2 separate regions of the Mus musculus genome follow, and region 1 is linked to region 2. The links are chromatin contacts, found by POLR2A ChIA-PET in ENCODE. All regions are on one chromosome and are shown on one strand. Each heading gives the region's core, a stretch centred on a gene start or an enhancer-like site at or near the end of the contact. The rest is flanking DNA. Distances are from core to core; before and after follow the strand shown. Region 1 holds the start of Trip13 (thyroid hormone receptor interactor 13). Region 2 holds the start of Slc12a7 (solute carrier family 12, member 7).

Region 1 (6,162 bases), core at 800-3,299, 170 kb before region 2:
ATCCAAGAGCCAAGACTGAGATTCCAGGTGAAATGTCATCCCTGACAGGGGCTGCCCAAGTCAGAAACTTACCAAAGACCTCAAGCTTCCAACATGCAATCTTGAGGTCACTTTAAGAAACCCAGACCTACCAGGAGAGCCTGTATTGGGGTCTCTTCTTCCCACGGGAGATTACCCATATTTCCACGATATATGCTTTTCTTATATGAGTGATATAGCAACATTAACCTGATGGTGCTGTTTGGAATAGTAAAACAGATAATGCTAAACTTCTACACTAAAAAACGATAAACTTTAACCAGATTAAAATACTGTAGATAAACTGGGCAGTGGTTGTGCACCATTTTAATCCCACACTCAGGAGCCAGAGGCAGGCAGATCTCTGAGTTCAAGGACAGCTCATCTACAGAGTAAGGTCCAGGACAGAGAGGGCTACAGTAAAAAGCCCTGTTTCGCTGGGCGTGGTGGCACACGCCTTTAATCAAAGCACTCGGCAGGCAGATGCAGGAGGATTTCTGAATTCAAGGTCAGCCTGGTCTACAGAGTGAGTACTATACAGTCAGGGCTATACAGAGAAACCCTGTCTCGAAAAACCAGAACAAAAAACCAGAAAAACAAACAAAACAAAACAACTAACCAACCAAATAAAAATATAGTAGGTTTTGTAGGACACATATGGTTGGTCTCTGGCATCCATGTGTCTGTTTTACCAGTCTTCAAGAGAATTTACTCATTTTTAGCTTGTGAAATGTCCCCAACAACTAGATAACCACGCTATAGACAAGGTAGGAAACTCATGTTTGGGGACAGGGTCTTGCCTGGCTGTGTTCGGCAGGCTCTCACTGGTCGGTCTGGGGGTGGCTCCACCTCCACCTTCTTTCCAGGGTCGAAAGCATCAGCCTCCCCCTCTGAGTCGCAGTGTTCCTTCTCCCGTTTCCGTTTCTTCTCTTCCTGTAAGTATGGAAGAATAGAGGGCACAGAACAGCCAGAACCCTTTTAGACTGGTAATGCAGGCTCCGCACACGTCTGCGCATTCCCCAGACTGGGAAGAAGAGCCACTCCTGACACCTGACAGGCATCACCTGAAGATGCCCTGGAAGCCCAGAACTGCAGCAACGGTATAGCCAGGCGTGATTAGGGACCCATCTTAGGCCATTGAACCTTTACCTTCCGCTTCCTCCTCTCCTCCTCATCGAGGTGCTTCTCCTTCTCTGACTTTTTCTTCTTCTTTTTCTTCTTTTCTCTGTGTCTCTCCCGTTCGTGGTCTGAGCGATCGTCGTAGTAGCTGGAGTCGTGGCCAGATCCTGAGAGCTCTGTCACTTCACTTCCTCCCACCTTGAGCACCAGCTTCAGAGGCTTCTCCAGTGGCGTGTCTGTATAATCTGCACACAGACCGTACGTAGGTCAAGCTTGCAAAATACTGAGTAGAAATACTGCACCCCTGTGGGTGTGAATCTAGACAGCAAGGAGTTGTCAAAACCACAGACTATGTAATCTCAAACTGACAGATTGGTGTTCAATCCTCTCTTTCAAACCACAAAATCACCACTGAGGATATTCCGAGGGTACAACAACCCGACCTGAGACCCAGGACCCCAATTCCTTCACGGAAGCCCTCTTTTTGCTGCGGGTCTTCCTGGTGTCAGAGAGGAGGTACATAGTGGCTACAGGACCCAAAAAAGAAGCCTATAGCCTCTTCGCAGCAGATTCCCTTTTTCAGCTCTAACCCCGCCCCTCCTACGATTGTCCACTACCTGGCTCTAAGCTCCTCCTTCTCACGGGACCCCGCCCAGCACAGACCACGCCCTTCCCCTGGAACGCCTTCCCCTGCCCGTATCGGCAACCTAGACCCCGCCCGTGGGATCCGCACCTTCGTAGGACGAGCGCCATTCCGCCTTGTGCTTCTTGTGCTTTTTGCCCATGGCTGAGATAGCACGGGATCCGGTGAGAAGCGGCTGCCGGTAGCTCGACCTGCGCCAGTCGGAAGTAGCGCCTTCGCCACCGCCAAGTGCTTCCGGGTCAGGGTGGGGCGGTGCGCAGCGCGCGGCAGATTCGAAGCTCGGTGGGGCGGGGCGGGTTGCAAAGCGCCGAGCGGCTCGGGCGGCGGAAGTGGATTTGGCCGGCCCTTAGCCAAGGTGGATCCTCCTACATCGGAGAAGGCTGTCGCACAGGGCGCAGGGAGGCGACCGCGGCCTCACTCCGGCGGCATTCCCTCGGCTCCCGGCGGCGGCGCCATGGACGAGGCGGTGGGCGACCTGAAGCAAGCGCTTCCCTGTGTTGCCGAATCGCCCGCGGTCCATGTGGAGGTTCTGCAGCGCAGCGGAAGGTGAGCGTATATACGGAGTCCGACCACGCGGGGCGCGACCTGATCCGACCCCACCACGCGTGACTCCGAGTGGCACGACCTTACCCCAACTCTTAGGATTCCACCCCACAGCGTCCCACCCCTCAGTACGGCCCCACTTCGCACGACCTGAACAGCCTGACATGAACCCACCTAGTATGACCCAGCACACCTCCACCCCACTTCAGTTGACCCTAACAGCATGATCCGACTTTGCCCTCCATCCCACCACACATTACTCTTGAGTTTCACCTCTCACATTGCCGCATATCCCATCCAGACCCTACCACCATCCCAGACTATCTGGCAGGACCCCACAGCTCTCAACTGACTGGCCTATGGAGCACAGCCTAACGATGAGCTCCATGTAATAGGACCTGCTAAGCGACAGAAGTGATCTCCAGTCAATTAGGGGTGCAAGGAAGTGCAGTGTCAGTAGAGCAAGTATTTAATTTGCAAAGCCAGAATCCAGTGGCAAATTTCCTGTTACAAAGATTATGTACGTACTCCAGGTTAGACCCTACAGCTATGCATTTTCAGGTTTTCCTTAAAAGGGCTGCTAACATGGATTGAATGCTCATAATGTTTCAGGCTTGTCTCAAACACTGAATTTTTATTAATTTTCATAGTAGTGTGTGAAGAACTAGTGGCACCTCCTTTTTCTAATTAGCCTGAGGGTGGCTGATGGTATGACTGCAGGCCTGGGACCCTACAGTTGATCCTAAGACAGTACACTGCCAAGCCCCATCTTGACTAATGACTTTCTTGTATATGTCTGAGGTCTGAGGGAGGGAAGGTGTGTGTCTGTGTGTGTGTGTGTGTGTGTGTGTGTGTGTGTGTGTGTGTGTCTGAGTGTCTGTGTTTGAAACAAGTTCTTCTGTCTCAGCTTGCATGCTGAAATTACAGCCAGACCTAGCTATACTTTAGTGGGGTTTTTTTTGTTTTTTTGTTTGTTTTTGTCGTTTTTGTTTGTTTGTTTTTTGGTTTTTTTTTTTTTTTCTTGGTTTTTCGGAACAGGGTTTTTCTGTGTAGCCCTGGCTGACCTGGAACTCACTTTGTAGACCAGGCTGGCCTCGAACTCAGAAATCCGCCTGCCTCTGCCTCCCAAGTGCTGGGCTTAAAGGCGTGTGCTACCACGCCCAGCTTTTAGTGTTTTTCTTAACTAAGATATTTTATATATGTTTTATTTATCTTTCTAGCACTGCAAAAAAAGAAGATATAAAGTCGAGTGTTTACAGGCTGCTCAACCGGCATAATATTGTGTTTGGAGATTACGTCTGGACTGAGTTTGATGATCCTTTTCTAAGCAGAAATGTTCAGTCAGTGTCTATTGTTGACACAGAACTAAAGGCTAAAGACCCTCAGGTAAATTCCTAGTTCATAGTGCTGGTAAGTGAGCCCTTAGAGATTATGAGGTAATTGTCATAAATAACTAACATTGACGTGGATAGCGGGTTACTACCCTATCTGTTGGTTTTGGTGGCTATTACAATCTAAGCAACAGATTCCATAAAGTCACTTTAGGCAACAGATCTCACGTGGGAGGTTTATTAGGGAGGGAGAATCCAGAGGCTGCTTCTGGGTGAAGGTGGAGGGAGAAGAAAGAGTGCAGAGAGGAGGGAGTGTCCTTTTAGAAGGGGAGATCGAACATGTACATAGGAAGGATATGTGACTAGTGGCGAGAGTAGGAATGTGTAGCATCTTGGCAGCTTGTGGTGACTGATCCTGCTGTTGTTGTGTCCCCGATTGCTAACAGTAGCTAGATAAGCTTTAGCTATGTGTCCTGGAGCTAGGTGCTAGAGTAGGGATGTTGTGTGTCAGGATGCTCTTGACAGAGCCTGGAACAAATTGGAAGTAAAATTTGACAGTTGGAAAACAGACCTACTAATAATTAGGTTGCATTAGAATACATCACAGACCGTAATTCTCTTTTTATGTACTTCTAGCATACTAAAGTTCTCTGAATTGCCACTTCGGTCACTTTAATGGAAACCAAATATTCTATAATATCTCTTCGTCAAACACCTGAAGCTTAGAGAAATTCTCTGGTTTTGTCTTTTCCTCAGTTTCACAGGAGTCATGACCATAGTATGATTCATTATAAAGGTCTCAGAGAAGACCCAAAGCACAGTTATTGCCATCTCTGTATAGAGTCAGAAGGAAAACACGGCATGATCATTTAAATAAAAAATCGCCATGGCCTTTATCCCCCAAAAAAAGGGACACAGTTGTCATAGCCTCCAAATGAAAAGTTAAGATCAAGCCTCCACTGGGCCACTGTAAGTAGAGGACCATTCCAGACACTTTGCTGCTGTTTGATGAAGTGCAAGTTCAAGTCTCTATGGACCTGCTGGGTCCTTCTCATATTGACCGTCTTGTTGACAGAATGATGGGGTGGAGGTTCAGCTTCCTACTGATGTGCCCTGGATATAATCTAGTGATTAATACTTAGGTTTCTTGACTACATAGTTAAATCCAGAGTCAGCAGGCAAATTACAAAACTTGAGTTTTCTTGTAGTGACAGAACATTAAGCAAAAAGATAAGGATGAGTCACAAGAAAACGAGCCAATCTAATTTTTCTCCCAGTATCCAAATCTAGAACAATGACTGTTGCAGTAACTACTGTAGTTTTAAGTCATGACTCAAAACACTATAAAGCCCCCAGTGATACAGGTAAATGATGGATAAAGCAACTGAGGGAAAGGTGCAGATATTCTTCATAAAGTTTGTAGCTTCCCTTCAAGGGGTAGCATTTAAATCCACTGACCTAACTCATCTTCTTTGAACCTTCTTATATAGCCTTTAACGGCTATATAACCTTTGAACCTAACCTTTAACGGCTGAGCCATCTCTCCAGCCCTGAACCTTCTTTAGTACCCTTCTTCAAACTACGTAACCCTGAACTGGTAAACTAGAAAAGGGAAGATACTAACTTTTCAGTGGACATACCTGACAGCATTCCCTTGGTCAAGGCTAAAGTCATTCTCTCCTCTGCCTTGATGGGTCCTCATGGTGAAATTGCACTTTATTTCTCATTTTGAAACTTGGAATCCTGCTCTGATTTGGGGAGGAAGCAAGATATTTGGCCATTCTAAATGAAGGACAGACATAAAGATGGCCTGCTGGGAAAATAAACAGGAAACCGTATGGATGTATGGAAAACCATTTCTGCTCCTGGCTCAAGTGACTGTACTACCTCTGAATTTGGTTGTAGAGAATTTTCTTCTTTATATAAATGTTGGCATTTTCCTTGAGTGTTAACTTCACAATGGCAAAAAAAAAAAAAGAAAAAATCACTTAAAAATTAGTTGTGTTAGGAATGGTAGAGCACACCTCCTTAATCCCAGTGCTTATGAGCAGAAGCCGTTGCATCTCTGAGGTTGAGGCCACATGGTCTACAGAAGGCATTCCAGGTAGCCAGTTCTATAGACCAAGACCCTGTTTTCAGGGATGACGGGGTGTCAAGAGCCTGAAGGAGTGAAACAGATAAACACCTTAAAAGCTAATCGTAGATCAGAAAAGAAATGCTAGACTTTTCATCTAATCTGAGATCTAGGTTTTTTAAATATATTTTTATTAGATATTTTCTTAATTTACATTTCAAATGCTATCCCCTTTCCTAGTTTCCTTTCTGAAAATACCCTATTCCCTCCCCCCTCCCCCTGTTCTCCAACCCACCCACTCCTGCTTCCTGGCCCTGGCATTCCCCTATACTGGAGCATAGAATCTCCAAGATTTCACAAGACCAAGGGCCTCTCCTCCCATTGATGACTGACTAGGCCATCCTCTGCTACATATGCAGCTAGAGACACGAGTC
Region 2 (6,081 bases), core at 2,426-4,925:
ACGGAAGCTAAAAAAAAATCTGAGGAAGCAAAATGTGGATGTCACACTCACCACGCCTGCTCTCTCCTTGCCCAATCGATTTTTAGTATATGTGTTGGGAGGCTAGCTCCTCACACAGGGCCAAGGACTTTATAAGTAGACATACACTATCTACAATATAGAACCAACTGCATTTCTGCCACTCAACTGCCAGCCCAGGCCCTGCCTGGGTCTCAGCCCCAGGAGAGGTCAAGGTTAAGATGCAGCCTGGTTATGGCCCAAAGAAAGGTTCACTTCCTGCCCTCACACTACCTGTATCCCTGGTAAAATAGAATCTGTACCAGGCACAAGAGGGCTGTGGGTTCCCTATAGCCATGTGTTCACAGCTTGAAATCCCTAGGCAGACTAGATAGAATGTGGGTCCGATGCTAGACCCACATTCTGGTTCCAAAGACACTGGCTGTGTGTAAGCTGGATAGCCTATGAGGGTCCAGTTCAACTGCAGCCTGGATCTGTGTAGACCTAATGAGGTCTCCAAACTCACTCCATCACAAGCAACACGCAGGAGACATCTCTAGAAAATGGTACTTCCAAGAACTACCAAGGGATCTGAATAGGGGGCAAGACAGGGCAGGGCTGCAGTGTTCAAAGATGACTCCTGTGACCAGGCAAGTTGGCTCTGGCCTGTAGCCCACACATATACCCACATACATGACCACACAAATGATGCCCACACACATGGTGTAGATCCACACAGGCAACCTTTGAAAAGCCTTCATCCTGCCTCTACAGGACTTTCCCACCAAAAAACTAAGTATGAGATCCCTTCCCTACTCCTGGCTGGTATCTGGCGCTCCTGTTAGAAATGAGGACAAGATGGTCCAATGAGCAGCCCAACTTGGGATCCATCTCATAAGGGGGCATTAAGGCCTGACACTATTCCTGATGTTATGATGTGCTTACAGACGGGAGCCTGGCATGGCTGTCCCCCAAGAGGCCCTACCAGCAGCTGACTGAGACAGAAGCAGATACTTAAACCCAAGCATTGAACTGAAGTCGGAGACCCTTATGGTTGAATTGGGGGAAAGATTGAAAACGCTGAAGGAGAGAGTAACCCCATAGGAAGACCAGCAATCTCAACTTACCCCCCAGAGACTGAGCCACCAACCAGGATCATACACAGGCCAGTCAGAGGCCCCTGGCACAAATATAGCAGAGCTCTCCCTTAATCTTCAAGAGACTTGAGGCCCCAAGAAAGGGAATGGCCTGGGGAGTGGAGGGGAGTACCCTCTCAGAGGCAAGAGGTTAGAGAAGTGGGATAAGGAACTGTGGGAGGGGGTACTGAGAGGTGGAGTGGGAGACCAATGACTGGAATGTAAATAAGTAAAATAATAAAAATTGAAAACAAACAAAAATAAATAATAACTAAAAATTTTTAAAAAAGCAAAGAGTTCAGGACAAACCCCAGCAGACTGTGACTACAACAAAGTCATCCCTGTCATGGTACAGCGGCTGAAGTTTCCAAAATTATCATTATAGAAATATTAAGTATACAGAGCACCAAAATGCAAGTTCTATATAAGCCCAGCCAAGTTACTCAAGTTCAGCTTGGAGCGTGAAAGGATCATTAAAACACACATACTCAGGATGTGGCTCAGTTGGTAGAGCATTTGCCTAGCAAAGTACCAAGCCCAGGTTCAATCCTGACCAGCAATTCATTTAAAAAACAAAACAAAACATAACAAAAGTGGGTGTGGCAACACACTACTGTAATACAAGCAGTTGCTAGAGGCTCCAGTCAGGAGTTCAAGGTCATCTTCAGCTACAGATTGAATTCAAGGCCGCATAAGACCTCGTCTCAAGACAACTAAGGAATTAAAAGTGCATGCTTGTCCTCTTGTTAACAGTGCAAATTTCAGGAAGCCAGACAGTCACTTCCCTTCCTAGAAGCTGAATCCTCAGCCCTGACTGGCGTCAGGCACCACTTGAGAGTCCTGATACTGTAGGGAACAAGAAATGAATCAAAAGGAAAATTACCTCTGCCTGAGACACTAATCATATAGGACATCTGCAGAATTGTAGAATTGTCTGTCTCAGGCCACTGGGCACCAGGAAGGGCTTTGGGGGCTCTACTCTGGGGGTCTCTGTGATGCTGCTGACCCTCTTCACACTTCCCTGGCTGATGGACACTGAGTTTGGACTTCTAGATTCTGCCTCCACCTTACAACTGATTTTATGTGTTTAGCCAGGCAGCAGCCCTGAGACATAGAATGCTTTGTCTGTGCAGAGAAAGCTGGACAGTCCAGCATCTCATGGAGAGGGTCACAGAGTGAGACAGGCAGGCTGCGGACCTGGGCTAGGCCACTTCCGGGCCAGCACTCCTAGTCTATGAATGCAGGCTCCTAAAAGTATGGACTAGAGGAAGCGCAGTTTCTACTGCCTGTATTCTGAGCAGCAAAAGCTCTGATGCCATATATAAAAGATCCGTCCATCTCTTGAGGATTGCACCCTCTTTTCCTTCCAGACCCAGAACCTGGAGCCCAAACCTCCAATGTAAAACTTGGGGTAGGTGCAAGGCCAGCTGCAGCTGTAGGTCTGTGCTGGGTCCTCTCACCTATTAGGGCCTATTAGGATCTAGGTCTAGAAGAGAGTTGGAACAGGGAGGAAGCAGTCAGTTCAAGGTGACTTGCCATCAGCAGAGAGGGTGCTGAGAAGTAGGATGGAGAGAGATTCCCAGGCCCATCACCACCCCGTGGAAAGTGAAAGTGCCAGAGAGCTCCGGATCCAAGGAACAAAGAGCAGCAAAGAGAAGCCCGCGCTCAGAGTGCGCAGCCCCCTCCCCAGGCTTACACGGGCCTCTGTCCTTCCTCTAAGATCCCAAGGGAAGTTTGGCTGGTCCAAGGTCAGTGGAGGCAGATCTGGGATCCCAGTCGGATTTATCGGTTGACCACACTGGGCCATCCTGGAGCAAAAGAAAGCTTGCCCAGAGGAAGCTGTCCGTCAGTGAGATCACCCATCCAGGGGTCTGTACCTCCAGCTCTCCCAGGTACCACCTAGACACCTGGGCCTTCCCGTTCCATAGGTACCTCCAGTAGCTCTGCAACTCCTCCCTAGTCCCGTCAGAGTTGCCAAACCAAGTAGTTTCCGGTGCTCCAGCCTCGATGCTCCAGTCAGGCCATGCAGAGAGGTGGGAACCGCGCCCCCAGGGCTGACTGAGTCAGGCCAACAGGGAGATATGCAGCGGGCGCCTCAAGCAAGGAGCAGAGCACTGAATTCAAGAAACTGAACGAACAGGGCCAACAAACCACCAGCCCAAGAATCCTCTCCCGGTCTCGGGTCACTCCTCCGAGCCAGGCAGATACCAGTTGGCCCTTCTGACCCCTTCCCATCGCCCCGCTACGCGCCGCGCGGGCCGCCGCCAACCAACGAGTCAGAGCGGCCCAGCGGCAGCAGAAGGGCCCAGCCTCTGCCTTTGTCCCGTTGCAGGTGCGGCCAAGCTCACCCGGCGTAGGGGAGGTTTGATCCACGCTCTCGGGAGACTCGGGTTCTTCCGTGCGCTCAGCAGCTTCGTCCCCGGCGCCGTCGGCGCGCGCCTCCACCGGCACCACCGTAAAGTTCGTGGGCATGGCTCCGTTAGACTCTGCTGTCCCTCGCAGCCACACGCTGCTCCAGAGCAGCCGCCGGACTCCGGCGTAGGGGCGGGGTCCGCCCGGCCCGCCCTTGCCCGCCACGTGACCTCACCTGCCCGCCCCCACGGCTCGGGAAAAGTTTGCCCGGGGCGGGGTCGGGAGGCTTCCGGAACGACCACGCCCACCAGACGCTCCACCCCTTAAAACTCCGCCCCTGTAGCCACAGTCTCAGGGTTGCCCCGCCAGAGCCCTGTACCCTCAAGGACTCGGTACGCACAAACCCAACCCCTAGAGGCCACCGCTGAATGAACTGCCCACAGATGCAGACCTCCCTCAGCATAAGAGACACCAGTTCCTCCCCGCAGGACCGCGTCCTCCTCCCATTCCTACTCACAACACAGGCTCAGAGCCCTCCCGCCCTCCAAGAGCCTGTCATTCACCACTTCCACAGCTTCAGTTCTTCCATTCTCATTCCAAACTCCCGTGGGGCTCTTCTCCCACCACCCCACAGGTCATGGCTCCTTTCTCTCAGTTTGCAGCTCCTCATCTCCACCAACGCTGGTGATCTGGGCCCAGGCCCTGACCAGGTCAGGCTGCTAACCTAGGCCAGGGAGTAATGGCCAATCAGGGGACGCTGTGCACCCTGGGGTTAAGTAATCCCACCCAAGAAGGTCACTGGGCTCTGGGACAGGCCTAGCCAGCCAAGCCCGAGACTCTTTGTACCTGCTGGCAGGAGTGTTCCACGATCCAACCTGGGGAACCCTTGCAGCCCAAACTTGGAGGGTGGCAGTTCCTCCCTTTGGCTCCAAGGGCAGGTAAATTCCGAAGGTAGTAGTGACAGGAAGATCCGAGCAAAGAGTTCCAGAACACCACATGGTGGAAGTCACAGATCTTCCGGAATTTCAGGACCTTGTGCATTTTCAATGAAAGACTGGTGAAAAACTGGAAACAAATATTCTTCAAGAGAGAATGGAACTAAAATGTTAGGGTATCATACCCAACACATCCTACAAAAAGCCATAGCCCCCAGGTGCAACAAGTCACCCAAAACTGTTTTAGATGGTCAAAGAGAAACACAGGTGATATGCCTAGAGCTGCTCACAACCTGTGGAACAGGGCCAGCCAGGTGGCCTGGCCCAGTTCAATCAGGGACACGGACTGGAAGGCAGCTGCCGGACCAGTGACACCGCTGGGATAGGCTGAGATACGGGAGTTAAAGGGATTTGCATATCCTACCGATGAGAATAAAACATTTTGAAACTAACTCAGAAAAGCCATTTCTGGGAAAGCCCAACTGTACCCAGTATGGCCGGCTTTCTGCCCTCTGCCAGGAAGGAGCTTGGGGGAAACATGGGCCACTCAGGAATGGCCTCTTATACAGTTTCCAGCTCCTATGGGGGATAGGGCACAACTTGCTCAGATCATACTGTCACCCCACCTCCCTCCAGGAGCTATCCATAGCAAATAGGGAAGGGCTATCACCTGTTTCCCCTGCTCAGCTGGACCTTAGGTGGAAATAGTGACCACCTTCTCCTCCTCAGAACACCCTCCAGACTGGCAAACACTTGAAACTTAGGCTCAGTAGGAGAGGGTTCCTACCATTTCAGAGACCCTGGTATCATACCCAACACATCTTACAAAAAGCCATAGCCCCCAGTCACTTTCCCTGCCCTCCCCCTCTATTGTTTTTAAAGACAGGGTCTCATAGCCCAGGTTGGCCTCAAATTTTGATATAGAGCCAAAGATGACTGAATTCTTGATCCTCCTGCCTCTACCTCCCAAGTACTGGGATTACATACATGTACAGACATGCCCAGCTATAGTCCTTTTTACAAATGTGCCTGTCTCTCAGCCCCATTTCTTCTGGCTGACTGCACACCAGCAAGGTCTATTACTGTGGCATGATATCCACAGGCTGGGAACTCAGACAACACTGAACGCTGTACCCGGTGAAGCTAAGGAAGATTATTGTCAATACACTCAGGTCCACTGGGAGCTTGAGTGGGGAGGGGGTGCCCTGTGAGCTTGGTGACTTAGAGAAGGAAGAGCCCATGGAACAGGGCAGAGTAGCCTATGGGAATGTTTTAATCCCCACAAAGTTGAGATGCAAGGTTTCCATCAGCGCAGTATGGAGAGCCTCAGGACCAATGTCGCACCAGGTATTTTAACTTGAAAGAAAGTAAGCAGCGCGCACAGAACCAGTGGACAGGCAGTACATCAGCTACCACACCTCCCTACACATGTGAAGGATGTGATGTTCTGCTGACTCCAAGGATTACCAAAAACGGAATGAAACTGTACTTTATACCTGCTCCAGACAGGACCCCAAAATCTGATGCATAAATACTCAACCTATGAAACTACATTTTTCTTGACATGAGACCACGCATGCAGAGGTTAGAGACTGGGAAACTCTGAGAACATGTTATTCAATGAGCACTAGACTGTAAAATTTCTCAAGCTGCAATGAGAT

Evidence for each region. ChIA-PET counts read pairs that join two places held with the same protein, here RNA polymerase II (POLR2A).
Region 1: POLR2A ChIA-PET joins it to region 2 with 21 read pairs in embryonic stem cell. The contact joins the promoter of Trip13 here to the promoter of Slc12a7 in region 2. POLR2A ChIA-PET finds 5 or more read pairs at or near these places in 4 of 5 experiments (Patski and embryonic stem cell).

What each region holds. Positions count from the first base shown.
Region 1 is chr13:73,933,654-73,939,815 of GRCm38, reverse strand. Trip13 (thyroid hormone receptor interactor 13) reads left to right here and starts at 2,049. Exons shown (of 13, transcript NM_027182.2): 1 at 2,049-2,326; 2 at 3,544-3,709. The coding sequence starts at 2,235. Brd9 (bromodomain containing 9) reads right to left here and starts at 1,988. Exons shown (of 16, transcript NM_001378947.1): 1 at 1,871-1,988; 2 at 1,168-1,382; 3 at 819-951. The coding sequence starts at 1,922.
Region 2 is chr13:73,761,291-73,767,371 of GRCm38, reverse strand. Slc12a7 (solute carrier family 12, member 7) reads right to left here and starts at 3,675. Exons shown (of 24, transcript NM_011390.2): 1 at 3,482-3,675. The coding sequence starts at 3,605.